Regions from separate parts of the Mus musculus genome. Here regions 1, 2, 3, 4, 5 and 7 are each linked to region 6. The links are chromatin loops, found by intact Hi-C in ENCODE. Cell type or tissue: heart. All regions are shown on one strand. Each heading gives the region's core, and the rest is flanking DNA. Links, peaks and the distances in the headings are about the cores only. Region 1 holds the start of Slc5a3 (solute carrier family 5 (inositol transporters), member 3). Region 2 has its middle 5.6 kb from the start of Kcne2. Region 3 holds the start of Rcan1 (regulator of calcineurin 1). Region 4 overlaps Rcan1 (regulator of calcineurin 1). Region 5 overlaps Gm41496 (a long non-coding RNA gene). Region 6 overlaps Gm36797 (a long non-coding RNA gene). Region 7 overlaps Gm41496 (a long non-coding RNA gene).

Region 1 (4,428 bases), core at 237-4,236, 120 kb after region 6:
TGCCCTCTTTTGGAGTGTCTGAAGACAGCTACAGTGTACTTACATATAATAAATAAATAAATAAATAAATAAATAAATAAATATTAAAAAAAAAAAAGATGGCAGCCAGGATCCTGGGAAACTGCTCCTGGACAGGTGAGGAGACCCTGTAGTGACGGCCTGGGCAGACACAGACAAAGGGGTAGAGCAGGTCTGGGTACTGTTGGAGACATGTGGTAGTGACGGCCTGGGCAGAAATGAATATTAATACATGAAAAGCACTTCCTGGCTCACAATGAATGGCAGAATGTTAGGTCTGGTGATGATGGTGATGATGGTGATGGTGATGATGACGATAGTCAGCTATCTTGAGAATTATGGTGAAAAGCTCAAGGTCAAATCTCTCCTTATACAGTAGTAGAAGATGAGATGGCAAGGGGATGAACTGACCAGAGCACCTTGGATTTCAACTTTTGCCTTTACTCTCTCTTCCTATGACTCCTCAGAAAGCTTTACTTGAAAATTAGCCAAAACCTCTGGCCAATAAAATCTTACGTATCTACCGTATTAGATCTTTTTTCCCAAGATCCTAAAAGATATTTTTTAAAGATCAATAAATTAAATACTATAGAAATGGCTTATGATTCTACATGCTTACCCAACAGTATAAATAGTTTAAAATTATTTTTGATAAATTTCAATTTGCATCAGCATTAATTTTAACAATAAAATTAACAAAGCCATAGCCACTTATTTAAAACTCTGAAAGGGGCGGGGGACTTAGGATAGCTGATTTCTTTTCCACGTTAAGAAATGGGATGAGTCTGTGGGTGGCCAACAGCTTGGGAGGGTTGTGGGGTGCTGTCTGCCCTGAGGCATTGTTCAGTCAGGCTAATTTCCTCACCCCATTTGTCTAGAGAACTAGGACTTCACTGGTCCCTGGGTATCAGGGAAAAGCTGTGGTGCTTCCAACGGGAGGCAGTCCAGGCTGGTCACCTCAGGGTGTTGCTTGGTGTTTGGCTTGGCTCAACCACGTGAGACTCTTATCTTCACATTCCTAAACTGGGCCACAGGAAGGACAGTTTAAGTGGGATGTCACACAGATCTGGAATTCTCGTCTCAATGTCCAGAAATTCTTTCTTCCTTCTGTGTCTTTTTTTTTTTTTTTTTTTTTTTTTTTTTTTTTTTTTTTTTGGTAGCATGCTGCTTAAAAACAAAAAACAACCAACCAACCAAAACAAACAAACTAAAAAGACCCCCAACAACAACCAAAACAAAACAATCCAACCAACCAGGTGTGTGGCTGATGCTAAGTAGGTGGTTTTGTAGTTTGTGTTGAAGGGCACAGGACAAACCTTGAAATGTTAATGAAAATGTTAAAAAAACCAGGTATCCTAGGTTGTATTCAAAACCATAATCTTCTGTGGAGATTGGTCTGTGGAGGAGGTGACAAAGATAGTCTCCATGTGTGCTTTACAAAGACGTCCAACGCCACTGAGTAAGACCAACATCTTGGCCTGTAAGATGGGGGACGGGGTGAGGTTCATAAGTGTAGGCAGTGAAACTATTCTTCAGACATTCTGGACACAAAATTTTCTTTCCACGCGTTTGTGTTTGACCTTGGACTAATTAAATTATCCTTGCATTTTTCTGTTTGCTAATACCTAAAATAGGGCGAGTAGTACGATTTGCTTCACAGAGCTAAAGTGAGAACAAACAGCCTCAGTGTCGTGCCTGCTACAGACAGTAAGCCCTCAGTAAATTATTAGTAAATTATTATTAGAGCACTTTAAAGTTACAAGAACATTTCACTTAAAGACCCTTTTAGTTGGAGTAAGGTGGGAGCAGAAGACAACCATTGCAGCGGAATTAGTGCCTTCCAGAGCTAAGAAACAGGAGCAGGGGCAGAAGGAGGGGAGTCCCGAGTTAGCTCTATATGTGCGTGTATGGGTGTGTGTGTGTGCGCGCGCGCTGTGGAGTGCTGGACCTGGGACCCTCTACGAAGCCCCTCCTTACTCCTGTGTTTCAGGGAATCCATAGTTTCCTTTACCAGAAAAGCAAGGATAATATTTAAAGAATAACTGGCGAGAGTCGAAGCATTAACCTGCTTCTGGGTCAGGCTAGGCACACACAGCAAATGCCTACATAGCCCTTCGGTTCCAGGCTTGTTTCTTTGCGGCTTGGTGCAGCAGTCACTCCTTAGCACCCCGCCTTCCTCCCTGGAGACGCGGGCGAGGGGCACACAGCAGCCAGACCGCATCGCACCGCACCGCACCGCGGCGCACGCGCACTCGCTCGCCTAGCACCCGGGAAGGGAGGGTGGGCGGGGAGGCCTGGAAAGTTCCACCGGGTTCCAGAGCCCAAGGTTGGTAGGCGCGGAGGCGGCGGGGAGCGGGTGCGTGCCGAGCGAGGAGACGGCCTCCGACGGGCTGCTCGAGACCGTGTCCACGCTCCGCAGGCTCGGGGGACACAGACACGGCCCGGGAGGGCAAGCAGGAAGCCGTTGAGGTGCAAGTGCAAGGCGCCCTCCGGGAGAGGGGCGGGGCGGTGCCGGGTGGGCGGGGCTCTCGGTGGGCGGGGCGAGCCGTCTGCGCAGCTGCCGGAGCCTTTAAACCCGGCCTCGCGGGGTCGCACGGTGCTTTCGCCGTCCGGGAGCTGACCGGCCGTGTTCCTCTCTCGTCTTCCTCTGCGCCCCGCGTCCCCGCCCTCGCGACCCCGGCTCTCCTGGACTCGGCGCCGCCAACCTGGGCGATGCCCCGCTACGAGTTGGCTTTGATTCTGAAAGCCATGCGGCGGGTAAGTGACCTTCCCTCAGACCGAGTTCCCGCGCGGGCGCGCCCCGCCGCCTCTAGGCCTCCCAGTCCCGCGTGTCCTGCCTGCTGGACACCGGGTCCTCTCGCGCGGTGCGCGGGTGGTCGCGGGCGCAAAGTGGGGGGGTGGCGCGTGGGTCAGGCGCTCGGCGCGGCCGCGTGCGCGCGGGAGGCGGGGGGTGTGTATGCCCGCGCGTGTGCGCGGTCGCGGGAGGGGGTGTGCCGAGCAGGGGGCGGGGCGGGCCTCGGACCCCGGCTCTCCGGAGTCCGATGGAAGGACTGCGGGAGGACACACGCGCGAGAACCCAGGCCAGCCCCGCTCTGCGCCCACGCGTCGAGAAGCTGCTCGTCGTCCCCGCCGGCCGCTGGTCCCGATCGCCTGCCCTCAGCGTCCGCGATCAGTTACAGCCTTCCTCCAAAGCCCGCCAGTGCCGGCTGTGTACCCACGCACTTGTCACCGCTATCACACCAAAAAGAAAAAAAAAATCTTTTGACCTTTCTTTTTCTGACTCCAGCGGAAATCCTGCTCCGGGTGCCCTTAGCCCAGTTTTATTCATCCAAGTTGTGGCCTTGCTTGTGTTTCCGAAGACATGCCTTCCCCCAGCTTTTGATTGATCTGGAGGTAGGGACTTTCAGGTTTGGAGGGATGATAAACCACCAGCAGCCGGGTCACGGACTGGGGTCGGCGGCCGGCGGAGGCAGCTATGTTCTGAGTCAGTCAGTCGTCGCTGAAATCCCCATTCTTCTGAGAGAATTCGGTAATGTAGTGTGCTTTCACGCACTCTCCTTCCCTAGCAGGTACAGTTTAAAAGAAAACAAAAGCAACCGTTGTCCTTTTTTTGAGCGTTTGGAAGCAGCTTTCTTCTAGCCCTGGGCATGTAGGCTTTGGGTCAATTTCAAGTAGTGGCTTCAGTTTGAATCAACTTAAGCCAGGGGTCACGGGCTAGGCTCTGGTGAACAGCTAACAGTCAGGCAGCAGGAGGAGATTGTTCGGTGTGCCTTGTACAGGGTTGGCTTGGAAAGGACACCAGAGCCACCTGATGGTCCTGAAGTTTGTGCCCCCAAGCTTACTGACTCCCTGGCTCCGGGAGAACATTGTCTCACCTCTGGGTAATACTTTATCTACCTTCCTTCCTCATTGGGTTTTACAGAGTTAAAAGAATAGGAACAACAGAGGGGTCAGGGTCGAGAAAGTATTAAAAAGGGACTGTTTCTGATTAAATGGAAATTACTTAAGCCTCCCTTTATACTTTTTAGGTAATGTTAGAAACTGAAAAAATGTGACCACCAAGATTCATTCCCTCAAGGTGTGAGGTAGCAGTGACCCTTTGCACTCCTTTGAATGAGAGACTCTTGCTTAGCATGGCTGCCCAGTACACTGGCTAAATGTATTTTACCATGATGTGAATATGTGTTCACTCTGATTCAAAAGTCGGGTGTAACCTGCTCAAAATCTTGGCCTGAGGGTAGGTTCAAAGCACCTTAGAGAAGAGTGAAGACGGAAGAGAGGTGCTTAAACATAGTGTGGAAGATGTGTGAAGATCCTTACAGACCCAAAGAAACTAGATAAAATGACAACCCTCGGTTTTTCGTTCTGACTTTGAGAAGGTTGTAAACAAGTAAAGATGTGCAGAGACTA
Region 2 (4,428 bases), core at 286-4,285, 350 kb after region 6:
TGACCCTGTCGGGAGGAGAAGATCTAGAGAGAGGTGACCACTGTGCCCAGAGGAAGCATGGGGACAACTGGAGGTCTCTTGACGAGGGAAAGCATTTATTCTGAGTCTCCAGAGAAGTGCTTTACGGAGGTCATCCATTCACTGGGCTGTGATGACAGCAGAGAGCTGGGACCAGGTCTGGAGGGACGGTCTGACTGGAGACACATCTGCTGACTCTAGAACATCCAAGCCTCCCTGCTGACCAGGCCGTGGGTGGCCAATGAGAACCATGTGTTGGACCGAGGCTTCTCCAGGTGGAGCCATGAGGAGAAGCCTTGTCCTGAACACGGGCTGGCTTGGAGTCTTTGATGCGTCTCTGCTGGGAGAGGACAGGGCTGACACTTTCAGGTCATGTCCCTTTGTGACTGGTGATGAAAAGATGCTGTGGTGCCTCTGCCCTGAACTCCCCACACATCTCAGACATGCCTGTCCTGCAAGAGACCTCACCTAGAAGACTGGCCCCACCCCACCCCCCCAAAAAAAATCCCACCTGCCCAGGAACCCCAGGGAATCTGTCCCCTTTGACTTCAGCAGCAGCAGCAGCAAATGCCTCCTCGTGGGGGACCCGACCTCCAGTAGCCACCTTAGTCACACGGCATTGGGGTCTATTTCTGTTACATAAACGGAGTCGTCTGCATCTGGATTCCAGGGCTGGCTGCAGGAATTTGTAAACAGTGCGGTGTCCCTGTTTCACAGAGAGTTGCCAGCACGGGCTCCCTTCCTTTCCCACCACCCGGTGTCCAGTTTTCCCTTTTATAGCGAGTCTGGCTGGGGGAGAGAGAGACAGAACTTATTTGGGAATGGAGCACAATCCCTCAACAAATTCTTTTTCTCCACCCCAGCCACCACAGCGTCATCATCTTCAAGTCTGAGGGTCTGGTGCAGACACGAGACTATCCCTGCATGAAGGCTTCTTGTAAACAGACACAGAAATCCGGAGGAAAACAAATTAGTGGCAGTTTTGATTCCCAGAAGGGTAGCAAGAAGGTTTGGAGGTTGAGGCAGCTTCCAAAAACCTTTGGACACTCATCTCCTGATCTGAGCCAAGACTAGGGGACATTATGACATCTCATGGTGGCTTCTTTTCTACTCCCTCTAAGGAACTTTCCTAACCTTCAAGGCTGCAAGCCCTTGCATAATGACATTGGTGATGTCAAGGAGAAGAGGGTCACTCCTTTACTAGCCATGAAGAGATATCTCTTCAGATTAGATGCTCTGTGAGCCTTGGAAGGACAGACACAATACGTTGGTGTCAAAACACTGTGGTGGAAAGTGCCCATATTAAGAGTCTGTTAGATGGGTTTGGGGATGCAAAGGGAGATGAGTTTCACTTATAGCTTTGCTGAAAGGGAAGGAGGGCAGGAGAGAGAGGGAGAGGGAGGGAGGGAGGTGGGGAGGGAGGGAGGGAGGGCTGGCAGATCTGAGCTTAAGATCCGTTTCAAGTTGAAACCTGCCACAGAGACTGAAGCTGAATCCTTTAACCTTCAATCAACGCAGGGGTTTTGCTCAGACTTAAAAAGTTAAGAGCTTTAAGCTAAGAGAGATGGTAAACCATCTCATTGGGACCAAGGGACTCATCAGGACCCCACACGAAAAAGTTCCCAGGCAAACCTAGCATATATTGATCTCAACGTCTGAAATCCAAAGACTTTGGACAAAAGTTCCTATATAGGAAGCTTCCGAATCAGGAGAAAGAATCATGAGACATTGCCCTCCAGGAACCCACAAACCATTGTTTGCTGCTCCCACATTACGGTCCTGGAGAAGGAAAGGGTGAGTGTTCTCTGGCACACAGAAGGAAATCGGTAGGAATTGTGCACTGACACTCAGAACAAAATTGCAGCAACCCTCAAAAGCGACCAAACGAACCTGCCGTTAAATAAAGCTACTATATGACTTAACTTCATCTGCACGGGGAACTGAATGGCTCTTAGGTCACTCCGCACGAGTATGGCTTTGGGACACTTCTGTAAACCAGCTGGAGAAGATTCTGTGTTGTTAGCTTCCTTTACTCTTTTGATGTGTGCCCCTTTCACAAAGACGTCAGATGGCGTCAGTGATCCCCAGTGAGGCAGGGACGTCTGCTATCTTCATAAGGAGCTCCGTGTACCAGAAATGCTGCAAGTGAACCCAAATCGTGGACACAGAAAGGACAAATCCGCAAGAAGGGTCTTGGCCTGTCTATGACTAAGTCACTTCTCTGGCACCCCCTGGTGGCAGACACTCACATTACAGGTACAAAACCCAGAAAGGGACTCAAGCTGCCATCTAAACTCAGAAATGAAGGAAAGCTGTTCGAGTCAAAGGAGCAGCATATGGCAGAGTTTGTGCTCAGGAGCTGTATGAAAGAATGACCTAGGCCAGACTTCCAAGAAGACCTTGGGTTAGGAATCCCCAGGGATTCTGACTTTCAAGGCCATTTCTTTCTCATCTGGCAGGTGGCGTTCTCTGACCCTAACTGCAGATACAGCATGGACCAGAGCCTTCTAAAGTGCCTGGCACTCTGTAGACACTCAGAGCCTGGAAGAGCTGAGGGCTGGAAGAACTGTTGACAGGACAGCAGACAGACAGACAGACATGGATGAACCTATGACTGACAGCTGCAGGCTATAAATTCTGATTGAATCTGAACCTTAGACCATTAGTAATTCCCGAGAGCAGCTGATACTGTGTGGCTTTAGCAGTCAGAGGCTGATGGGAATCTGAATGTGTGGCTGCAGCCTGGCTCCTGTGACGAAGCTACAGAGCACAAGGTCAAATTTCCTGGGTAAGACTTTTTCTGAGGCTTTGAAAGGCGCTTAGGTCTGGTCTAACCTTTGACAAGACTGCAGAGACTGTGCAGCTCTGCCTGCCTTTGGGCAGGGAGGAAAAAAAAACAGTAAAAAAAAAATCACAGAAAATTGAAGTGCAGGGGAGATGTCGGCCGGTGCCCTTCTTGGCATCCTGGTTGCTTTTTCTACAGCCTCGGGCTGGACTGCATAATCTCTGGGGCCCCACAGTGTTCTGAACTTCTAGACTTCTAGCAGCTCTTGGCTGAGGACAATGGAAGCTAAAGCTCTGCTGAGGAACTTTGGAGCAACTGGAATTTGTGTTCACAGCTAATTACACCGTTAGATGACACAGCGACGCTGGAGATCCCCCGCTCTTTAGCATCATAACGCCTTATAAATCTGAACATGCCCCTGCCGTCATTGTGGCGAAGTTACTACATTCAGCCCAGAGCAGTGAAAACTTATGTGCACACGCACACTCATGGGCAAATCACAGAAACTGTCATTGCAGGGACACATCTCTACAGCACAATACTAGTTCAAAACAAGGAAAAGGGACATGTTGCTATTTGCAATACTTTGCATTGACCAAAAGGACCCTAAACTGTGTGGGAAAAGCTGACCTCACAAGCGACCTACTCTGTACTCCGCATCCTATAACACTCTCACAATGACAGATGTATAGAGGGGTTTCTGTTTGGTAGTTTCCTGGGCTAATGGGAGACAGAGCTCAGACAGAAAGGAATGAAGGGAATGGGGCATGAAGTAGCTTTTGATGGCTGGGGGCGGTTCTGCCCTCTTGTGTATGGTGGTGGCACCTTGACTCCATCCATCAAACACGTGCATGCGTCAGAGTACACACACACACTGAGATCTGACTGTGGTCTGAGTGTTTTGCAATTCCTGTCTTATCAAAATCAGTAACCTACTTCTTGTCTTCTGTATAGTTATGATGATGTAATCGCCACAAGAAGCTGAGTGGGGTGGTCCATGGGACTTAACACTTTCTGTGAGTCTAAAATTATCTCAGAAAGTTTTTATACAAGCATAAAGAAATTAAAGATTCCCCTCTAGAGAGATGGCTCAGCAAGTTAAGAGCATTGGCTGCTCTTGCAGAGGACATAGGTTCTATTCCCAGTACCTAGCTGAGGTGGCTCACACCAAGGTAACTCCAGCCCCAGTGGATCAGATGCCCTCTTCTGGTCTCAGTAGGCAACAGCACTCATATGTAGACACACACACACACACACACACACACACACATAGAAATATTTTAATTATCCTTTTTCTTACATATACTTAAGGAATACAACATGACATTTTGATATACCTACACACAATGAAATTGTGACGATAGTTAACTCAGCATCTCTACTCTTTGGGGGGCACTCTAAAGTCTTACTATGGGCTGTTAGCAATTGGATGAGACAGTCCAGAGCGAGCACGGTCCACTCTGAGGGTGTAACAAGGCTTTTACCTTTAATATTCTACATAGAGATAGAAACCTCTGACTTCAATGGCTGTCTTCCCTGTGGCACACATTGCCAGGTCTGTGGTGACACAATGTGGCCGTTTTGAATACGGCAGCCTCTGAGTTGAGAGCTCCTTCCTTCAGATC
Region 3 (4,428 bases), core at 250-4,249, 530 kb after region 6:
TCCATCCTGAGCCGCCAGTGTGCAGCCCTGTAAGGACCTGGCTGTCACTAGGTCTGCCACCTGTCGCGACTACCTGATTCTCTTTACATTCCATGCTGCACGTCTCTCTTCTGCCGGCCCTCAGTACCTCAGGTTGCACATGTACAGGTTCGGACAATCTAGAATAATTTTTCTTTTTTCATAAAGAAAAACTGCACTTGCAAGAACAGGTACATACCATTCCTTCTTGCCATTTAAAAACAACAACAATAACAGTATAACAACTATTTATATACATTTACAACCTACCAGGTAGCGTAAGTGGCCTAGAGATGACTTAAAGCACACGGGAGGATATGCATATGCTATATTATGCATATGCTGTATTATGCATATACTACATTATGCATACGCTGTATTATGCATATACTATATTATGTATATACTGTATTATGCATATGCTGTATTATGCATATGTTGTATTATGCATATGCTATATCATGCATATGCTATTTGCAAGCACCTACTGTTTTACATAGGAAACTTCACCACATGTGGATTTTAGCATCAGAGAGATGTCAGTGGTGGGGCTGTGCTCAAGAGCACCCCTGTCATGTGCTTCTTCCCTGAGGTCTGTCTGTCTCCACACCTTCCAGAATCCAAGCTCTATGAAAGTGACAAGCCTGGCAAACTCTCCACTTCCTCCTGAGTCTGAAACCACGCCTGGAAACCAGCATCAGTCCTTAGCAATCACCACCTTATCATTCCAAGAGTGTTGTCATCTTTGCTCATTGGACGCACAGCAGCCAACGCCTTCCTTCTCAGACCTCTACTCCCTGAGCCCTCCTCCTTCTCCCTAGAGCACCGTCGTCGCCTTCTGCTACCGCTGATATTTACCTTTTCTGTTTCCCTCAATCAAACATGTCAGCAAAGCTTTCAGCCCTTGGCACTGAGTCCACATGTCAATGAAGTGGAGCTGAAGGTCGCTGCCAAGAGAGACACCACTGTGTCTTGGTTATTTATAATTTATACGGCCATTTACTTTCAGAGAGGATTTACAATGGCTATGCACACGCTTCAGGACATCCTGTGTAGAGAGAGCAACAATTGTCACAGCTCGGGGCTTTTCTCATCGCTCTCTGCCGGTTGAGCTCTCGCCAGCACTTCAAACCTCTTTTAGGGATCTCAGGCTCTCTTTTTCTGTCTGAAGCAAGATCAGTTCAGAGTGAGACTGCATTTGTCTGGGTGCCTAGTATCCTGGAACAGCATTGTCTAAGGCTCTGCCCACTTGGCCAGTCACTCATTTCCACATTTATTAAGATTCTGTTGTGAGGCTGTTCTGGGATCGGAAGATACAGCAGAGAATCAAATTGCATTTTTGCCTTTAGGGCAAGTGCTCGATGAATTATCACCTGAAGTGGCCAAGGGAACTGTTCATGGTCCGTTGGGGTTTAGCCCCTGCCCTGCATTTACTGTCAAAGGAAGGGTGCAGCTCATTCATTGGGAGGACGGAGAAAACAGACGTGACTCACCGTTCATAAATAGACTACGCTCTGCGTTCTCAATCTGCACTATTGGAAGAAAAGCCAGTGTTTGGGTGAGGATCCTGGCTGCTCATTATCTTGCGGTTGATTGGCCAGTTTTGGTTGAATGCGGTTGGGGGGAAAGTCTTTCCTAAGCCTTTAGGATATTTAGTTCACCCTTAAAGGAGCGACATGCCACCATCAGGGTCACTGAGTACATTAGGAATTGTTCCTTCCTCGCCCAAATCCACACAAATTTGACACCCTGGGAAGGAGATGGGGCAGGTCTGAGTAACCAATCATGGTACTTGGGAGGAGGAATTGATTTCTGATCTTCAATGATCCCGTAGAACACGACCTGGACTATGTAGGCTGTGCAAAAGAAAGCTCGTCTCCAGTGTCTGAGACCCCTGGAGCAGGGCTTCGGCCCGTCCCCGCCCCGGCCGCGCCCCGCAACAAGTGTCCGCCCTCCGCCCCGACGGAGGCCCGGTCCTCACCCGGCACAGGCCGTCCACGAACACGCGCGGGTCCAGGTGGCAGGCGATGGTGGCGCTCGGCAGGTCCTGCAGATCCACCTCCTCCATCTCGCAGTCGATGAAGCTCCAGTCGCCGCCGCCGCCCCCGTCCCCCTCGGCAGCCGCAGAGAAGGGCGCGAAGGGCCGCAGAGTCACCCTACGGGGCGCCCGTGCCTCGACCGCCTCCGCCACCTCTCCGAGCCGCGGCCCGGCCACGCCGTCCTCCATGCCCGGCGCGCGCTCCCTTAGCTCCGCTCCACTCGGCGCCGCGGCCGCCGGCTCCCGCTTCACCCTCTGGGGGTCACCGCGGCGCCGGGACGCCGCCTTCCAGTGCCCGCCCTGTCCGCCTCCGCCCCGCGCGGGAGGGGCGGCCAGCCTGCGCTCGCCGGCCTCGAATCGTAGCTCTCGCGGAGCCCAAGAACGTTCCCTTTAAGGTCGGCCCACTCGGGCCATCAAGTCCCGCCCTTCCTATAGAGCAGACCAATAATACGACGGGATTTTTGTCACGTGACACCCACTCTGCCGCCCTAAGCCTGAAGCCTTGGGGCGGCCATATTTGTTAGGGGCAGAGGCCTCTGGCCAGTTCTGCTTTTCTGACAGCTGGCGGTGCCTGTTGAAGGACACAAGCCGGGTGTTAGCCTGTGGAACGGTAACCCGGAGGCAGAGCTTCTGCGGTTCCCACGCGGCGACGTTTGGAAACACGCAGCCAATTTTAAGGACTTAAACTAAATCTAGTTAGAGGCTCTGTTCCGTAGACGTTAGCAGTGCTTAGATACTTAGTGCATATTGTCGCGGAATCACAAATAAGACTTGAGTAACATCGTGATATGGCCTTATGTTTATAGTTCAACGTGTTAGTCATTATGTTACTGTCCAATTTTTGGATAATTAGAAGCATTTTTTAGCACAAAATGAGTGGGTTTCAATAATTATTTTCATACATATATCGTGTATTTTGTGTATACACAGATAACACTGTATTTTGTCTCCCATCGCCCTCCCTCGTGCCTTTTCTCCAATTCTGCTGGCTGCCTCTCTTTCCTCTAAAAACTTCCCTTTCTGCTTTAGTATCTCAAGAAAAAGAAAAAAAGCTATGTGTATCAATTACTTTCCTGTTACTGTGATAAAATACCACGACCAAACAATTTATAAAAGAGTTTCTTAGTGTTCCATATAGCGTCCCAGAGGGATAAGTGTCCATTGTGGTGGCTAAGTAATAGGTATGGCAGCCGGAGGCAAGATGCTGAGAGATCAAATCTCAGCCACAACCATGAAGCAGGGACATGGAACTAGAAACAAACTAGATAGGTGAACTGTTTCTACTACCAAAGCCTGCCCCCGGTGGCTCACTTCCTCCAGGAAAGCCAAACTCCCTAGACCTCCCCACACAGTACTACCAACTGGGGACCAGTGTTCAAATGGCAGACTTCCCAGGAGACATTTCTCATTCAAATCCTTGTAGCAGGAGGGCAATGGGTCTCAACCTGTGGCTCTTGACCCCCTTGGAGGTCCAAGAACCGTCACGGGTTTTGCGTATAGATCTCCCACATATCAGACATTTAGACAACAATTGAACAGTAGCAAAACTGTAGTTATGATGCAGAACAACAAAATAATTTTCTGGTTGGGGGGGTCACCACAATATGAGGGGCTGTATTAAAGGGTCGCAGCATTAGGAAGATTGAGAACCATCGAAGTAGGAGATGAGGGAAGACATTGGGCCTTGGTTTGGTGGGGGGCGGTTCATTACAGGGAAACAAGACCTCAGGTGAGCATTGTGCCTGGACAGCTCATCAGAGTGAGAACTCCCGTGTGGGTTTCACCTTTCTGTTAATTGCCTGCAGAGCGAGGCAGATCCCCCATATGGGCAAGGATTCAGTACGCGCCCAGTAAGTGTTCCTCTGCTAGTGCAGTTAAGTTTTAGGGGGGTGTTGAGTTGGGTCTGTGTTTTCTCCTAAAGTAGGCAAGCTGTCTAGTCAGGAAGTGGATCTATTATCATACCCAACTAGAGCTGAGATTTATTCAAAGTATGGCATGTGTAAGGCCCTGGGGTCCTTGTGATGCCCTTGTGAATGGAAGAGAAGAAATAATTCGCAAAGCCCTGAGGGTGTGAGGATGGGGAGAAATAGACCTGTCTCAGGCCTGTCTCCTGGGAAAGGAAATCTACAGTCACCATGTGACCCAGAGGTTCTTCTTCTAGGTATAATCTAAAGAAAAATAAAATCATCCAGCCACACCACACAGACCTGCCGATGACATTTCCCGGCATCCGTGTTCACGCTGCTGTTCTTCATGCAGAGAACTGGAGTGGCCTGCGAGTGGCTGCGCCAGGATCGCACACAAGGGAAAGAAGTATTAACGTTGCCAACCCCGTGATGGACCTCGGAGACATGATGCTAATGAAAGAAGCC
Region 4 (4,428 bases), core at 205-4,204, 520 kb after region 6:
CACTTGGCGCACAATGTGGAGGAACTGGGCTCTCCGGACATCCCACCCTAGTGCTAGCAGTTAGCTCTGCGGCAGCACGGGGCTTGTGGGAAACTGACTGCTGGACTCAGCTTACATCAGCTGTACTCTCCGGTTTGCAGAAGATGGGTGAATCACGGGGACCCCAAGAACTGAGTATGGACCACTGCAGGCACCTCTGTGACCAGTCACCTTGCAGTGCTGACTACAGCCAGGCCGTTAGGTGGCACAGGGCTGCAGACTCTGCTCTCCTACCTTAGACACCGACCAGTAGCCAGAATGGCCCCACCCCCTGCCCCAGCAGCAGCAGGCGCTGGTTTCCATTTGCCAGGCTCCTGCTAGGGAGATGAGATGCTGTCTCTCCCCTTCGAAGCTGAAATTACCAATTTGTCTTTGCAGCTCTGGGTATGACTGCTGCTTCTTTCCTTTAGGGAAAGGCATGCCTGAACGGTCTTCAGTCAACCAGTGGGTCCATGGAGAACACAGGGGAAGCTACTGCGCCCTGGTGGTGATCAATGGACCGATTGGAGCAAATCTGCTCTGATTCCCAGTGTCCTCCGAGGTGCCCGTCTCCTCTGAGCTCTGTTCTGTAGACTGGGAATGGGGACCGGTGCTCAACTCCAGCTGTGTCCACATCTGGAGAATACTCCTGAGTCCACACCCTCACCCACCTGGGCCTCAGCTACTCACCAGAGAAATGCAAGGCGAGGTTCGCAGGTCTCTTCTTCACATGGGCTTTGAGAGCCCCATAATCAAACCTCCAAGAGTAGAAGATTCTATGATGCTTATTAAATTTATAAAGAGAAGTCACCTTTGTCTAGAAAATGAGCAAGTAGCAGTGTTACCCTTAAAAGGGGACGACTGGGACGGGCAAGGCTCAACAGAATTGGCACACGTAACACAATAGCAAGTGGAAGTACTTAGAGTTAGTTTTGGAATTACTAATGTTACAATTTACCACCAGGACTTAAGGATGGAAAGATGTGCTACTGAAAACACCCTAGGTCAGAGCAGCGGCATGCACCTGCAGTCTTAGCCACTTGGGAGGCAAGAGACATCTGGACTCAGGCGCTGGAGCCACTCTGGCTAACACAGTGAGACTTCACTTCAAAAAAAAAAAAAGAGGAAGAAAAGAAGGAAAAGGAAATAGAGAGGAGGAGGAGAAGAAGAGGAGGGAGTAAAGAGGAGGAGAACTCATTTCCCTGGGAAATAAGCATAAATCAGATAGACGGCCAGCAACCAGCCGTCTTCTCAATAAGGTAAACCTGTCGTGACATTAGGAAAACACTTCGCTGTCAGACTTTAAACAAATGTCACTCTAATATTCTGGCAAATCTTCAGATGGTGGCTGGACCATTTTTTGACCATCTAAATCCTCACTGGTGCGAGATCATGAGATTAATTTTAAGTGGATTTCCAAAATCCATTAAAGGCATAAAGTTTAAGTGTCTGAGAGTCACCCTCCTTTAGCCATGAACACGGCGGAGGATGGATGGATGGAAGGCTGGAAGGCCTGGAGAGGGGACAGCTAGAATGACTGGGGCCATCTCATCCTGAGCAAATTCTGCTTGGGAAAGTCTGGACCTGTGGGTTAGGGGAGCAGAAGGGGGAGGCAGTGGGCTCTGGCACCCACAGGGAGAAGAGAATACTACACTGCTTCTGGAGCTAGGTATGGCCTCAGACGCTCCAATCTAACCTGTTCAACAGACAGCAAGTAGGCAAAGCTTGGACAAGCAGAGTAACTCAACCAACACTTCGTTCATCGCTTACATGGCATGAACAATATCCAAAACTAATCTCGTCTGTCTTCCTTTTGGCTTGGGATTTGAAAGGAGAGACATTTACGGTCTGGGGACAGCGGGCTGCCTTAAATGGACTTTCCTAGACGTCTGATAGAGAGTATGGTGATCTTTTTGGCAACTGAGTATGTGTAGAATTTTCCTGAGCTCCCATGGCTAGTCTTGAACTACGTAACGCAAAACATGAATGGTGCCCAATAAACACTTGTTGAATGAACATGCCAAACGAGTGGATGGGTGGAATGCTGGACCCAGATCTGCCTGGCTCTAGTGGCGGGGTACCAGTCAGCTTGGAGACTAACATAACGGCTGCCACTCTGCCTGATATATCAGGATTGCCCAACAACATCTGTTCAAAGATACTGCAAAAGGGATGAGAGCTGTAACTTGTCAATCCTTATGTACAAAACCTTCAGGGAACTCCTTGGGAAGATGGTGAAGGCCGGATGGAAGCAGGGACCAGTGATTCCAGCCAGGTGACCTGGGATTTGAGACCCTGAGCCAGCTGAGCCATGTGGACGATAACAACGGTGCTCCCTTCATAACATTCTTAGGAAACGACGTGTATGATACGAATGGTATTGATGACGATGCACTTGTTACAAAGATTAGCCAGAAATGCAAAGGTTGGTAATGAGGCATTAAATGTTTCTTTCTGCCCCTCCCCCTTCTACTAAACACGCATGCTGAAGACCTAACACCAGTGTGGCTGGGCTGGGAGATAAGGCCTCTGAGAAAGTAATTCATCCATGAGCCAACGGCAGGGCCTTCATGTCTTTACATGTCCTTATAAGAGGCCTCCGTTCCCTGTCCCCATACAGCCAGGAAAAACCCTCTGAGGACACAGTAAGAAGGCGCCATCTGCAGGCCAAGGAGAGGAACTTCACCCTGATCCCAGCCTTGGAGCCTCTGGGCAGTGAGGAAAAGAATGGCTGTCACTGAAGTCACCTGGCCTGATGCTGTGGGATTTGGGAAGGCAACCCAAACAGACGAATGCGACGATAAAGTAAGGAAAGCTATTGTAACTTTGAGTGAAAAAAAAAAACTCCAAAATTAGCTCTCTGAATTAAACAACATTTTTGTCTTCTAATTCTAAATTCAGGCCAACCTCAAATGCCTCTCTCTACTGGGTTAATTATGATTGCAATGGAAATTTCATAACTCGACTGCTGACATTAGCAAGGAAAGGGAAAGGACTGGGCCTTCCCAAGCCAGAGAGGGCTCAGTTTCCCCCGTCCAAGCTAACCAGGCCTGAGCCTGCTCACCCTCGGGGATCAGCCGTGTTCAGGGCGCTGTGGCCATCAGCGGTTCCTCCCCTAAGAAACTGCGTAACAGCTTCTGATGCTCCAGCATTCCATACTGTAGCTAGAGTGCATCGACGGGCAGTTTACATACAGTTTTCTTTAGGGTGCCGAACTCAGAAGAAAAGGTCAAGGAACCCTCACTGCGCATCCTCCCTCACTGCGCATCCTCCCTCACTGCGCATCCTCCCTCACTGCGCATCCTCCCTCACTAAGCATCCTCCCTCACTAAGCATCCTCCCTCACTGCGCATCCTCCCTCACTGCGCATCCTCCCTCACTAAGCATCCTCCCTCACTAAGCATCCTCCCTCACTAAGCATCCTCCCTCACTAAGCATCCTCCCTCACTAAGCATCCTTTACTTCTGTGCTGGGGTTTGAACTTGGCGCACCGTGCTTAACAAGAAGCTCTCCATAGCACGCTCCCGCTCAAGCCTGCTCTAGTGAGCACTTCTAAGCATTAGCAGAAGCTGAAAAGGCTTATAAGGAGAAAAACAAGACAGGCAAACCCACAACAACCCAACAGGTATGGTGCTGCGCACCTGAAACCCCAGCAACTGGGAACTAGAGGCAGTCTACGGTCTGTCTCGGCTACTTATCGAGTTCAGGACCACTGCGTTCTTCCTGAGGTCTGTCCAAAAGTAAATAAACAGGATGCCAAAGGTCCCACTGTGGTGCCACTAGGTGGCTGGCCTCTCGTCCTGGTGACCCAGCTCCCAACACTAGTGCCTTTGGATAGTGGTATCTGTGTGTCTAAGATTAGGGAAATAGAAGGCAAATCCTGAACGAAACCTGTCCTTGTGCCTCACTCCTAGAAGAACAGCACAGTGTGGCTCTCACTGGGAGACTCAGGGAGGAATGGTGGGTTCTCTCCTGCTCTGAAGGAAGGCAGCAGCCACGCTGTGAGCTGCCCTGTGGAGAGGCCCAAGAGGCAAGGAACAAAAGACACCTCCAGTGTTCCGCCATCAAACGACTGAGGTTCCCGGTAACAGTCACAGAAAATCCCGTTCCAGTCTTCTTGTGAGACTGTAGATGATGGTCGACAGCAGTTCTGTGCTAAGCTCAGCCACTCCCGGATCCCACAACCATGCCCTGTTAGTTCACTAAAGTGTTAGGTAACTTGGTTACACAGCACTTGAAAATGGACACAGTAACTTACAATGCCCTTTTGCTAGATCCAAGTCACCCATTCTTTTTTTTTTTTTTTTCTTCCATAACTACTATTAGTATCTCCATTACACAGGCAGGAAAACTAAGACACAGCTGGGTGAATGTGCTCTTAACTGCTAGGCTACACTGCCTCCTTATGGA
Region 5 (4,428 bases), core at 323-4,322, 240 kb after region 6:
CACCAACTCCAATTGGTGACACCTACTCCAACAAGGCCACACCTCCAAATAGTGCCATTTCCTGGGCAGAGCATATGCAAACCATCACAGAGGGTGAGGTAATAAGGGCTTCAAGTCCTTCTCTGATCTTTGATAAAATTCCTGACCAAAGCAACTTAAGGAAGAAACGGTTTATTCCGGTCATAGTCTCAGGCTCCAGTCAATCACTGGGGAAGTCAGGGAGTTGGGAACCTGAAGCAACTTTTTACATCAAATGCATAGTCACCGAAGCAAAGAAAGAGTCAGGCTTAGAACTTCTGCACTGGCCTTGGAACTCTTCAGCCCCTCAAGAGAGCAAAGCATGGATGTCTGCTGGCTGGTAATCATTGACTCACTCATGTGCTCCAGGATGCTCCTGCTCAGGACGGGGCCCCACCTACAGTGAGTGGGTCTTCCCACCTGAATTAATGCAGTCAGGATAATCCCCTACAGACAGGCCCACTGGGCAGCCTGATCTAGAATACCCCACACTAGGACCCTTCCCTCAGTGATTCTATGGTGTTAGGCAGCCAACGGAAGCTAACCATTACAAACAGATGCCTCAAAAATCAAGGGCCCCATCTATCAATACTATTTGTGGGACTTAACCATATGGTACGCATTAGTCTATAATATCTCCAGTACCTTTCCCAAGCCTACCATGAAATTGTTATCGCATTATTTGCACTGGAGTAGACTCACGTAGCTGTTGATTTTCGAAGCTAAGCCTTTTCCTACCATATTGTGGTGGCACAGTTTGCAGCAGGGTAGCTCACGATGTAATTTCCCAGGGGGTGGGTGGACTTCGGCCAAATACATCAAGAATCCACCTCCCAGAGAGGCTGTGAGCTCTGTGGATTCAGTCTTTCCTCTGGATGCTCCTTGTAATGGACCATAGAAAAGCTCACTGCCAGCTGAGCCAGGTCTGTTTCTAATAGATGTGAGCTTGCCAGGGGCCAGACAGGATTTCACTAGAGGACCAGGTCAAATGCAAACCTTTAGAGGATCACATGTGCTCTCCTCCCTGTTCCAGTCACTGGGGGCCACCCAAAAGTGATGCCCTGGAGGCTTGGCATGCAATTAAAAGTGAAGAAATTCTTAATCAAATCATGCCACTCCAAGTGAATTGGGCTGGAATGAAGGAATTCTGTAGAGCTGCCCACAGTGGAAATTCACCAGGCCAAAGTGGACACCAAATGCTTCCAGGTTGTTTTTGAAATAGATACTGTACTGTTCTGTAAAGTTCTAAGATCATTTCCAAATATTTTTAAAATTTTCCATTAACTTGGGTTGCTTTAGGAGATAACACACACACACACACACACACACTTTCTCTCTCACACTCACACATATACATGCACACATATGAACAAATACATACATGCACACACAGGTACACATGCAAGCTGTGTGTGCATGGGAGGAGCAGAAATCCATGTCAGACTCTGTACCCCAAGTATCTCTTCAAACTGGCTTGAGACTTGTAAATCCCCTCTGTCCTCCTTTGAGACAACTCTCATTAAAAACCAAAACAAACAAAACTAAAAAAAAAAAAAGAAGAAGAAGAAGAAACCCAAAGTTTGTTTACCTTTCCCTGCTCAGGAATGTCTCGACAAGCTTTCCATTCATTATCAAAATATTCTTTTGCCACTAATTTCTCTTCTTGGTTAAAAGAAACCAGGGCTGGCTTCGCATCTCGGCTCATTCTTCTGTAACAAGGGAACATTTTCTTAACAGATTTGAAGACTCCTTCCATGAGAATTTCCTGTGCGACTTCTCTGTTTAAAAACTCCATTTGGCACAGGGGGGTAACAGAGACTCCAAGGGGCAGGGCCACCCTCAGCTAACTCATCCTTCAAAACAAGACTCCAGATTTTCAGGCTAGCCCCTGTAAGGTACCTAGCTGAATATATCTGGTCACATGATATAAATCCGGGGGATGGCTACCGTGAGACCTTGTGCTGTGGCCACGTGACCTCTTTGAGCCTCAGGTTCTCCAGTTATCATGAGTTTTCCCTTGGATTGTATGTTCTCAGAGCCTTTTCTCAAAACCCAGTTGTAGAAGTTCTCCAGGATTCTTGGGAAAAAAAAATCAATAGTGTTGGGATCCAGGAATAGGCTATAAGGGATCTTTGAGTGAGGGTTTTTTGTTTTTTGTTTGTTTGTTTGTTTGTTTGTTTGTTTTTTCCAAAGGCAGAATAGAGGAAAAGCAGTTCAGAAGCCAGCCCATCCTGGATGGGCTAGATATACACCTGAGAATGCTCCTGGATCCTCAGAATATACTCTGCATCAGGAAGAGAGAAAGGCTGTGTGGATTTGGGAGATGGCCTGTCAGTAAAGAACTTTGTCATGTAAACTCAAGGGCCTGAGATCAGTTCCCAAAAGCCACGTTAAAATATATATACATTTGTGTTCAGGTGTGGTGGCTCACTCTGGTAATCCCCACGCAGGTCTCTCGGGTGCCTACTTGGAGAGTTCTAGGACTGTGAGAGATACTACCTGAAGTGCCAAGTTGAGGGACTGGAGAGCAGACTCAGTGTTTAGGTCAGCTGGATGTCCCTGGCTACTCCTGCAGAACAGAACAGGTTCAGATCCCAGAAGCCATGCTGGGAGGCTCACAGCTGCTCCAACCCCAGCTCCCAGGGATCTGATGCCCTCTTCTGGACTCCTTGAACACCAGCCAGAGTACACATACATGTATGTAGGCATTCACATGTACACATGAAATAAAAATAGTAACTATTAAAGAAAAAACACCACAGGGGCTGGAGGGTGGCTGCTCCTGAAGGGGACCAAGCTCAGTTCCCAGTACCCACCTCACAACCATGTGGAACTGAGCCCAGTAGATCCAGCACTCTCCTCTGGCTTCTGTGGACACTGGGCACATATTCAGTGCACATACACACATGCAGGTGAAAACACTCACATAAAATAGATAATTCTTTTTTAAATTGAGCTTTTTTGAACCTTTGTGAATCTCTCATCATGTATCTCAATCCCACCCACCTCCCTGGCCCCGTGTACCTACCTTCTGCTCTTGAAAAAAAAAAAGATCCCCCACAAAAGAAAAAAAAAATCTCGTTGTGGAAGCTGTGGTGTGTGACAGTGTGTCCCACAGTACACCCTTTGGTCCACACACCTTTGCTTGCAAATGTTCAATGCAATGAGTCACTGGTCTGGTTCCAGGCCTCTGGCTTCTGCTATCCCATCCATACTGGGTCCTCACTGAGATTCCTCTGGGATGTCCCAGACTTTCCCTGTGTTCTGGAGATGCTGCAGGTTGGGATCTGTAGGACTGGGCCCTTGATGCACTCCAGCAGACCACAGATGGGGTAGATGTTGGGGTAGGCAGGGGTCATCTCAGGCGTGTTCTGCCTTCCCGGGCCTTCTGATCAAAATATTTAATTCTTTAAAAAATAAAAAGTTGTATGGATCCTAAGGCATGACAGCTAGGACTTACCTTTGGTGGCATGCACATTCATGTATACTCATGAGAGTTTGCACACACACACACACACACACACACACACACACACACTCACAGAGAGAGAGAGAGAGAGAGAGAGAGAGAGAGAGAGGGAGGAAGGGAGAGGAGAGACAGAGAGACAGAGAGACAGAGACAGAGAGAGCAAGCAGGGGTGCAGAACGCTCCTCCTCCTCCACTTCCTATAGGTAGAAGAAGAGATGGCAGGAGGCTTCCCAGCTCCTGAGTATCATTTCAGTCCCTTGGGTAGGTGGGTCACTGGAGGTCAGTGGTTTCTGTTACATAAGATCTCCAGTCCAGAGAAATGGGGAGGGCACAGGGTGGGATGGAATCTGAGCAAGGGGAAAAGTAAGGGTCACGTGTGGTAGGAACTCACTTTACGGCAAATCAGACAAAGCATGGTCCTCGTGGCTGCTGGGGGACAGCGCATGCGTAGCCTGCTTCAAGGGTCCCCATTGCGGGTCTGTCTAGGGACTTGTTCCTCTACAGAGGTTACAGGAAGCGGAAGAAGGGGGCCCTGTTGACTAACGTGTCACCTTTCAAGATTCTCAGATAGATGTAGCGCCCCTCCCCTGCACGGAGCACCAGCGGAGGTGACAGCTACCTTCCAGGATGACTTTTGCAGAACCCTGACATAGTTCAAAAGTCTGTGGAGGGATGCGAGAGGCGGCCACAGCAGTGAGCCTCACCGCACAAAGAGCATCTAGAAACAAAAAGAGACGGAGAAAGCTCCCAACCAGCACCCAGTAGGAGCTGAGCTTTGTGCACTGCGTCCCTAGGTGTGGTGCTGTTTAGAGAGGTTTAGGAGGTGTGGCCTTCCTGGAGGAAAAAGGTCACTGGAGGTTGGCTTTGAGAAGACAACCTCTCTTTACTTTCAATTTGCTCTCTCTGCTTCCAGCTGGCACTGAAGACATAAAACTCTCAGC
Region 6 (4,428 bases), core at 163-4,162:
ACTCAGGACCTCTGGAAGAGCAGTTGGTGCTCTTAACCACTGAGCCATTTCACAAGCCCCTGCCATATGTCTTAAAATTTAGTGACTCGCTCTTTAATTCAGAAAGAACCATTTTGAAATTACAGTATTTAGAAAGTCCAGATAAAAAGATTAGACTTACAGGAGCAATTCCCATTGTTCATTACCAGAGACCCAGAGGAAGGTTCATGCCCTAGTTCACAGTGCCCTCACTTAGAGATAGAAAAACAGAGAAGCAAACAAATCGTATCCAACACAGGGGAATGGCTTATTTGGAACGCTATATTACACAGCCATGAAAGTGAGGCTTTCAAGTTAGGCATAGTGGGGTGTGCCTGTGACCCAGCACTCAATGGACAGAAGCAGGCAGATGACAGCAAAGCCAAATTTAGCTTGTTTTACTTGGCAGGTTCTAGTCCAGTCGGGCTACAAAGGGCCAGCCAAACAAACAACCAAACAACCCTAAATAAGTAAATCAGACTTACAAAAATTATCTCATGACACACAGAAAAGATCTAAGTACACACATTAAACATGTACGAACTGGGCTGGAGAGATGGCTCAGTGGTTAAGAGCACTGGCTGCTCTTCCGAGGTTCTGAGTTTAACTCCCAGCAACCACAGGGTGGCTCACAACCATCTATACTGGGATCTGACGCCCTCTGCTGGCACGCAGGTGTACATGCAGATAGAGCACTCATACATAAATCCTCTTCCTGCACGGAGAGGTCTCGGGAGTGTTTACGTTATCTATGGAGTTTTGTCGGAGTACAGTCCTTTCTGGTGTTTTCTTTGTTTTGTTTAAGAACTGTGCACAAGCCTCTTACCACACTCCCTGTGTTTTGCAGGGTGGCAGCCTGCATTAGAGCAGTTCTTTCACACAAGATCTCTCTTTCTCTTTAAAGCCCCAGAAAGAGCAAATGACCTCTGGGGCTTTTGCACAAGTCTTGCGGTTCGCAGAGATTGTGTGTTGGAAACTGAGCGGGCAATGAACAAGAGAGAGAAGGCATTACCACCGCATGAATTTAAACTCTTTAACCTTAAGATCTGGAACGTGTGCTCACAGGAAAGAGGCAGTAAATCATTTAATAAGAATTGGTGGTGAGAGCGGACACTCGGCCCAGCAGTTAAAACCTTGTGCTGCCCTTGCAGAGGGCATCCCCACCCCCACCCCGTTCAGTCCCCAGAACCCAGGTCTCCATTACCAAGCTGGAGTTGTAACTCCAGCTCCGGGGGAATCTGACGCCCTCTTCTGGACTCTTTTGGCCCTTGTGTGCTCACATGGACATACCCACATGTAGGCATACTTGCATACACAAGGGGGTGGTTTTTTGTTTGTTGTTTTTATTATTCAAGACAGGGTTCCTCGAACTCAAATAGATCTGCATTCTGAATGCTCACGGGGGTGTGAGCCACCACCCCAGCCTGATTTTTTTTATTATTATTATTTTTTTAAACTGTGTAGCCCTGTTTGGGCTGGAACTCTCAACCCAGACCACGCTGACGTCAGAACTCATAGAGATCTACCTGCCTCTACCTCTGCATCTGGAATACATGCAACACCCCACCTCAGCAGCATACACATAATTTTTAATTAATTCATTCATTTTTTTAATGAGAAAAGTTTAGTGGTTTTTTTTCCCCCTGAAACTCGATCTCTCGGATCTGCAGAGTGGCCCATAGAGGGTCTTGAGTTTCACCACCCCTGTGGTTCAGGCTTGTTTTCTTCACCTCTGGGCGTGATGTGAGGTAGTGCCCACCTTGAAGCTGCCACCTGCTCAATGTTCAAGGTCACCACAAAGGAGCCTGGTAGGTTTCTGCAAAATGCTGCGGACACTAGAGGGCGCCATCACCTTATGTTGCAAACAGAGTCTTTCTAGAGCTTTCTGGGTCCAAAATGCAGTGTCTGGCTCACGTTAGCCAGTGAGAATCATATGATTGTGAAACAAACAATCCTGATAGCTCCAGTCACAACCTCCACCATCAGAGCTGAAGCCTGTTGTAGAACCCCCTAGAAACTATCTTAGCTGGTCCTTGACTCTTAGACCTCCCATAGCAACCCAGGTCTTGCTTCACTGGCATGTTTCTGACTTAGAAGTCATAGCCCTTTGTTGGGTTGGGCAGTGGGGTGGGGTTAGGTCAGGAGGGAGAGCACTATACCTTTGGGGGAATCTTATTCTGGAAGCTGGTAGCGACAGAAGAAGCAAAGAAAAGACACGGAGCCTAACCTTCTTTGGCCCCTGGTTTGAATCACAACATTGATCTTGAGAGGAAAGCCAGGGTAGCAAGCTTGCTTGCGCGGTGCTCTTCTAATAGACTGAGAGAGCTGAGGAGACCTGCTCGAGGGTCTGGTCATGATTGGTTGTGTTTGGTGATGTGACCTAGGCTTTGCTTCACCACTTCTGTGTCTTAAACAATGTCTGTGTCTCAGGTTCCTTCTGTGGAGAACGGAAATATAACAGGAGGTAGCACGTCACAGCCTGGAAGACCCGGGGAGGGGCCTGTTACTCTCACTTTGCACACAGGGGTTTCCTATTTGTTGTTTTTCCTGTAGAGGGGAGATGAACACAAACCCAACAGGGGCCATTTTAAACGCAATATTAACGTGCTATTTCTTCTTTCCACTGGGCTGTGGCTCGGAACTTGGAAGAGATGGCCGTGAGACCCTCTGAAAGCAGGGCACAGTTCCTGTCAACACCAGTTCCACTTGGGAAGGGGCCTGACTGTGGGGAGGCCTGGCGTGGGTCAGAAGCACGTGTCCTCTGCAGAAACTTACCGAGTGACGCTCTGAACCAACCTGCAGCCGGAACGGCTTGGTAAATAAGCATGGGTCAAAGAACAGTATGAGGGCTCAGTGGACACAGGCGCTTGCCGCCCAGCCTGATGACCTGAGTTCAATCCCTGGGTTCCATATAGTGGAAGGAGAACTGACTCACACAATAAACAAACAGACAAACAACTAAACAAACAGTGTTTTGGAGACAGGGTTTCCATGTGTGGCCCTGGCTGTCCCGGAACTCACTCTGTAGACCAGGCTGACCTCAGATTCACAGAGATCTGCCTGCCTCTGCCTTTGGGGTGCTGGGATTGAAGGTGTGCACTACCATCCATCACCCAGCTACAAACAAACTTTGTAAGGTCATTTACTTGGGGAGAGAACTGGGGGGGGGGGAGGGGGATGAGGAAGGAGCATGTATGACTGCTAAACAACCCTGAGAACTGCTGAGCCTCAGGAGTTAGGTGTGAAGAAGACAGTAGCAAGGTTTTCCTTTAGTTGTAAGAGACAGAGTGAATGTGTTGAGAGGAACACACATGTTCACACTCACAGGGAAGCCTTTCAGAGGGACCCAATGTGGGGGCGTCTGATTCTGAAATGTCCCCGTGTAGAGACAGGACCGTTTGGACCCTGAGGTAGGGCCGGGTCTCATAAGCAGTTGCTGGTCAGGCTTGGCAGCAGAATATTCTTCTGTTCGCTTTTAATCATTAAAGTAGAGCTCATTTTGGTTTATCAGGGGAATGTGGCTGGGACATGAGGCAGGGGATTGACAGAGAAGATACAGTGGTGAGGCTAAAGGAGGCTTTAATACCCCAGGGTTTAAAGCCTGACCAGTCTCCGTAGGGAATGAGTTAGGGTGACCTTGTGGCCCTGTGACCCAGAAGTACTAAGCAGCTGCTTGGCACCCACTCAGCGCCTTCTGGGGAGAGACTGGGCTGCTAGCAGCTTTTGTAGGCTTTTTATTTGATGGCAGACTAGCAGAACTGGGGAAAAGTACCGTCTAGTTTGAGATTTCAAGCAACGAAAGGACTATTAGTGGGGGAGTTTTCAGAGACCAAGACAAGATCTGCAAGGAACAGCAGTCTAGACCTTTTGTATGTGGCTGGAAAGGGGACAGAGGGTTGTCCCCCAACCCCGTCCATTGCTTTGCTCCTTTGTATTGGCATGTCCAGGGAACAGGCCAGCAACCAAGAGCTGCCCACCTCCGGGGAGCTGTCACAGATTCTTTTGAACCAGTTTCAGTTTTGAAAACCACCTTTTGTTGTGAAGGAGGAGGGCATAGCGTGTAATGGGGCTGGCTGGGGAGTGTGGAGGCGGAAGTCTGGATCCCCACATGTGAGTGTGTGCTGTCACAATCGATCATACAACCTATGTACAGTGGCGGCAGAGACAGGTGGATCTCTGGAGCTCTCTGACTAGCAAAAGGGAGTGAACTACACATTCAGTCAGAGACCCTGTCTCAAAATACAGACAGTGATAGAGGAAGACACTGCCCTATGGCTGCCACATGTATATATACAGACACCTGCATATACATGTGCAAGTACACACATGAACACCGAACAACACAACTCTCTCTCTCTCTCTCTCTCGCTCTCTCTCTCTCTCTCAAACACACACACACACACACCCCTT
Region 7 (4,428 bases), core at 195-4,194, 230 kb after region 6:
CTGTTCCGGTAAAAGCTGCCATAATTCTCCAGTCTGAGAATGGATCATCCCCTCTCGATCCGGAGGGTTCACACGATTCCTAGGTGGGCAGGGACAGTCAGGATCGACCTTGCTGTGTTCTGGGTCCATCTTGTTGGGGTCCAGGAGTCGCCCCACAAACCACAAGAACATCAATCTCAGTTAAACAGGGATGGTTTCTTGAACGCACCCCTCAAGACGGACTGACCAGGATAACAGCTTACAGGTGTGTGCTGGACATTTCTCAGGGGCAGCTTACAAAGGCTAAAACTGCAAAAACCACAGTGAGCTCACACACAGGTGCTGGAAGTGCCCCTCAATGGTCGGCCCTGGCACAAGCCATTTTAGACATAACAGTTCATATTGACCTTTAATTCAATGGGTCCTATGTGAAGCTTATAGTTGTAGAATTCCTTAAGATTAGCAAGCCTCAGAACACACAGAATGTAACAGGGTACGTGGTCAGCATGACCCTGCTCTGTGTCAAGTTATTTTTCTGCATCGGTGACGGGTAGGCATATTACAGCAACAATATGAAATAGCTGGCAGGCATGGAACAAAATGGCAACAGCTATGCTGGGGCGGGGCAAGCCTCAGCATTCCTCATGAGGTTTTATCTTGTGCAAGAAACATATTTCTACATGGATGCTGGCTCTTCATTGAGAGGATCAAAGGAAAACAAGAACTCGGCAGCCATTGTTAGTAAGGTCTCAGAGAGGTCTGCAGCAGAGCTTTTGAACTGGGCTGCAAGCATACCTGGTTTTGATTCCATTTGAGCTTTGGGACACTGGGGACCCCTTCTGGCCTTCTGTGCACTAGGCTACCTGTGCCAATTCCTTCTAAGCCTTAACTTCCTCCAGCTCTATTCACAAGTCCAACAAATCCAGGGACTGTCAACTCAAGCTCCAAGTCCGCTTTGTAGAGTGACAGGCATCCTCACAGCTGCTCGGATCTGTCTTCCTGGGCTCAATCCCTAGCAGATAGACTATGCTTTGCTCTCAATTAGACTTTATCCTAGGTTGACAAGACTAAGCTCAAAATACAGTTTTTCTTGGGTTCCTGTTTGAATTCCTGATCTCAACTCACACAGTTTGCCGTTTGGTGAGGTCGTGGACCCTTTTGCATGTGGAGCCTTGCTGGAGGGACCAAGTGAGCAGCCGTGGCTTCGACGTTTTAGGTTTTCTGTCCTCCACCCCAACTTCCTGCTTTCTCTTTGCTTCCTGAGCAGAAACAGTGTGATCAGCCAGCATCTTGCTCAGCCTGCCTGTTGCAATATTCTCCTTGCTATGATAGACTTAACCCTGACTCTGTAACTATAAGCCAAAAAAACCCTTTCTCCCTTAAGTTGCTTTTCTTGTGTCCTGTAAAACTCTGATGAGATAAGTCTCTTACATTTTTCCCTTGTCAATCTTTGTTAGCCCTACATCCCTAAACAAAATCCAGCCTAGGGAGAGACTTAGGCCCTTTGGTTCCCATGGTGACGCAGAGACAGGCTGGGGAACCTTCACCTCTCTGAGTCTTGTTTTTCACATCTATGGAGTCAGATAGTTTTCATTCCTTGCTCCCTTACAAACCAGAGTCTGGTGTGAAACTAAAACCAAATGATGCTCCCAATTTGGTAGTGTTGCAAAGTGCATGGAGGGAAATTTTACTCATGTAAACAAAGGGAAATGGAGGGCATTTTAGTCAATTAATGCAAAGTGCTACAGCAGAGTTACTCAACCAACACTTGTTTCTATGTATTTGATACATATTTGTTAAGCTCCCAGGTGTCAGGCAATACTACTCAACACGAAAGCCCTTACCCTCAGGGAAACTCACATTCTCATTGGGGAGATGGAAAAGAATATTGAAAGGTAGTAGGACAAGTGTATTGTTTTAAGGCAGGGTCAGAAAGGTGGAGGAAAACAAAGAATAAAAAAGGGAGGGGAACTTGGGAGAATGGGGAACGGGTTTTTATTAGTGTGGTGAGGAAGACCTTGTGAGGAAGGTGGTCTCTGAGCAGAGACTCAGTGTTCTAGTTTCCTTTTCTTGCTATGATAAAACATCCTGACCAAAATCAACTTAGCAGAAGAAGGGGTTATTTGGTTTACAGGTTATAGTTCATCATTGGAGGGAAAAAAAAAGTCAAGGCAGAAACTTAAAATCCTACATCCACAGATCAGAGGAGAGAGAGGATACATGGATGGATCCTTGCTTCGTTTAACTTTCCCCTGTCTTATATTGTTCAGGACCCCTGCCTAGGGAATGGTGCTACCGACTATGGACTGTGTCTTTCTTCATCAATAAATACTCAAAACAAACCCCAGATGCATGCCCATAGGTCAATCAGATTTAGAACATTTCTCATATGAGCTATGAGGTGATTCCAGGTTCTGGGAATTTGATAACTAAAACTTACCACTACATCCAGGTACAGTGGTGTGTCCTGTGAATCTCGAGGGGAGGAACATTTCAGGAGTGGAAAGTATGCTGACCAGTGGGTCTGAGGTGGGGCTGCAGTCCTTCCAATTGGTGGAACAAGATGAATGCTGTCACTGGGAAGGCGTACATGTAACGGCCCTGGGGAGAATGAACATATACAAAAGGGACTTGACCTTTGACCTTTGCTTTGGCTGTCAGACTCTAGAGACAATGGACCCAAGACATTTGAGTTTCTCTTTGGAGTCTTAGGGTGGGAGAAGGGAAAACTTGAATCCTGGTACCAGCCAAAGGAGGAGCTAGTTTTCCAGACGAGATCCCATGCAGCTATGACAATTTGTCAGACCATTCTGCAGAAGAGATTGGGTCCCAGACCCACTGTGTTGGGATGAGGTAGACAACACTTTGACCAGGACTGCAGTGCTATGGATACACTTTGACCTCTATTTACTTTAAAGATTTATTTATTTATTATATCCATGTTTTGCCTGCTTGTCTGTATGTGTAACACGTGCATGCCTGGGGCTCTCTGAGGCCAGAATAAGGCATCAAATCATCTGGAACTGAATGGGATCCTTTGCAAGAGCAACAAGCTTTTAACCACTGAGCCATATCTCCAGCCCCTTGGCCTGTTTAAACCTAGACCTCGAGTCAGCACAAAGAAGATGGATTTAGGGTGGTTGCTGGGCCTCTTTGTGTGTTCCTCTTTCTATCTGGCCACACTGATATCTTTCTCCTTTTTCTTTTTTCTTTCGTTGTTGTTCACAGACTTCATTTCTATTAATCATGTTCTTAGTCAGTCGTGTGTGTGTGTGTGTGTGTGTGTGTGTGTGTGTGTGTGGTCTAAGGCTAGCTCATCAGGGTGCCAGTGCCTTAGTTCTGACCCTAACAACTCTCATGCCATGAGCAGGTATTTATTGAAGACTTGTTATGACTTCCAAGTGGTTCTCAACTTGTGGGTTGTGACCTGTTTGAGGTTAAACGACCCCTCAACAGAGGTCGCATGTTAGATATGCTGCGTATCAAATGTTTCCATTATGATCCATAACAGTAGCAAAATTACAGATATGAAGTAGTAATGAGTATAACCTCATGGTTGCGGGTCCCCAGAAGATGGGGAACTATGTTAAAGGGTCACAGTACTAGGAGGGTTGAAAATCACCGTGCTGGAGGGCTCTGGGAACCTGAGGGTCTGTGACAGAGAATAGTGGCTTCCAGGAGGTCAAACGCAATGAGGGACCAGTATACACTGTTTTATCATTGCCTCTCTTTGTGGAGAAGCCTTGAAAGCAGAAGGAATTCTAGAGTTTGTAAACCTCTGGGATGTTCTAGGTCGTGCTGGGATCCTAGGAAATGCCCAATGCTTCTGTGCAGACAGGTGGTGACTCGGGTGGAGGGGGTGGACGGCACACTGTGACTAAATAAGGCCCTCTCTGCTGAGACTCAGAGAGACCCAGAATTGTCTGTGGCCAGTATTGTCTGAGTTTCCTGACAATACAATAGCATGAGCAGTTGTATATGACTGTCTAACCACAGGGTCATAAAAAGGCCCATTGAAGACATAAACAAGCCTGTTGGTTGCATTACAGAATGCCTTCCCCTGGGAAGTTAAAACAAAAACAGACTCTGGCATCCAGGCTTCAGCCTCACTTCTGTCACAGGCCAATCTAGAAGGTAGGGCTACGGCTTCCTTTGCAGGTCTCTGGCCTTCCTTGGTCATGTGATCTTAAACCCTTTCAACTCTGCCAGACAGGGAGGGTGCTCAGGAGTAGAGAAGTTAGAAGTCAACTTGAAATTCCACCCAGACTGGTGGGTCCCGGGGTTCCTCTTATACCCTCTAGGGCATGTGAAAGGGGAGCCCTCGTCCCCTGCCTTATGACCTCTGAGTAATTGTGTTTTCATTTTGGGAATTGGAATTCCCTCCCAGCCTTGGACTTCAGATTCTAGAATAATCTTTGACTTCATCAGACAGGCCCAAGCAAGTCCTGT

The links. Peaks named below come from ENCODE experiments on the same cell type or tissue, not always from the same donor. Only the 100,000 strongest peaks of a DNase experiment are listed, where the experiment ranks them.
Region 1: a loop joins it to region 6, with 4 times the contacts of the local background. A loop is called at or near these places in 21 of 42 quality-filtered maps.
Region 2: a loop joins it to region 6, with 10 times the contacts of the local background. A loop is called at or near these places in 37 of 42 quality-filtered maps.
Region 3: it touches region 6 in a loop (3-fold over the local background); 17 of 42 quality-filtered maps call a loop at or near these places.
Region 4: a loop joins it to region 6, with 3 times the contacts of the local background. A loop is called at or near these places in 16 of 42 quality-filtered maps.
Region 5: it touches region 6 in a loop (3-fold over the local background); 7 of 42 quality-filtered maps call a loop at or near these places.
Region 7: it touches region 6 in a loop (4-fold over the local background); 10 of 42 quality-filtered maps call a loop at or near these places.

The regions. Positions count from the first base shown.
Region 1 is chr16:92,055,706-92,060,133 of GRCm38, forward strand. It overlaps Slc5a3 (solute carrier family 5 (inositol transporters), member 3), which reads left to right and starts at 2,617. Exons shown (of 2, transcript NM_017391.3): 1 at 2,617-2,775. Mrps6 (mitochondrial ribosomal protein S6) reads left to right here and starts at 2,631. Exons shown (of 3, transcript NM_080456.1): 1 at 2,631-2,775. The coding sequence starts at 2,731. In heart, for the core only: a CTCF peak has its summit at 2,596; a DNase peak (open chromatin) is centred at 2,566; H3K4me3 peaks cover 2,460 bases; H3K27ac peaks cover 2,298 bases.
Region 2 is chr16:92,284,552-92,288,979 of GRCm38, forward strand. No RefSeq gene overlaps it. Among named protein-coding and RNA genes, the nearest start is that of Kcne2, 5.6 kb to the right of the region's middle. In heart, for the core only: a CTCF peak has its summit at 2,249 (motif pointing left); a DNase peak (open chromatin) is centred at 2,250.
Region 3 is chr16:92,463,834-92,468,261 of GRCm38, forward strand. It overlaps Rcan1 (regulator of calcineurin 1), which reads right to left and starts at 2,336. Exons shown (of 4, transcript NM_001081549.2): 1 at 2,000-2,336. The coding sequence starts at 2,245. Gm46555 (a long non-coding RNA gene) reads left to right here. Exons shown (of 4, transcript XR_003951847.1): 4 at 1-2,001. In heart, for the core only: a CTCF peak has its summit at 2,592; a DNase peak (open chromatin) is centred at 2,498; H3K4me3 peaks cover 2,322 bases; H3K27ac peaks cover 1,656 bases.
Region 4 is chr16:92,455,176-92,459,603 of GRCm38, forward strand. All of the region lies in intron 1 of Rcan1 (regulator of calcineurin 1), which reads right to left. Gm46555 (a long non-coding RNA gene) reads left to right here. Exons shown (of 4, transcript XR_003951847.1): 2 at 983-1,277; 3 at 2,234-2,443; 4 at 2,639-4,428. Among named protein-coding and RNA genes, the nearest start is that of Gm46555, 6.3 kb to the left of the region's middle. In heart, for the core only: CTCF peaks have their summits at 529 and 2,690 (motif pointing left); no DNase peak of the experiment used is centred there; H3K27ac peaks cover 1,087 bases; H3K27me3 peaks cover 509 bases.
Region 5 is chr16:92,175,250-92,179,677 of GRCm38, forward strand. All of the region lies in intron 1 of Gm41496 (a long non-coding RNA gene), which reads left to right. Among named protein-coding and RNA genes, the nearest start is that of Gm41495, 24 kb to the left of the region's middle. In heart, for the core only: a CTCF peak has its summit at 2,681 (motif pointing left); no DNase peak of the experiment used is centred there.
Region 6 is chr16:91,934,667-91,939,094 of GRCm38, forward strand. It overlaps Gm36797 (a long non-coding RNA gene), which reads right to left. Exons shown (of 3, transcript XR_385049.2): 3 at 1,675-2,565. Among named protein-coding and RNA genes, the nearest start is that of Gm36797, 4.0 kb to the right of the region's middle. In heart, for the core only: CTCF peaks have their summits at 698 (motif pointing left) and 1,850 (motif pointing right); a DNase peak (open chromatin) is centred at 1,895; H3K27ac peaks cover 1,175 bases.
Region 7 is chr16:92,159,881-92,164,308 of GRCm38, forward strand. All of the region lies in intron 1 of Gm41496 (a long non-coding RNA gene), which reads left to right. Among named protein-coding and RNA genes, the nearest start is that of Gm41495, 9.0 kb to the left of the region's middle. In heart, for the core only: no CTCF peak of the experiment used is centred there; no DNase peak of the experiment used is centred there.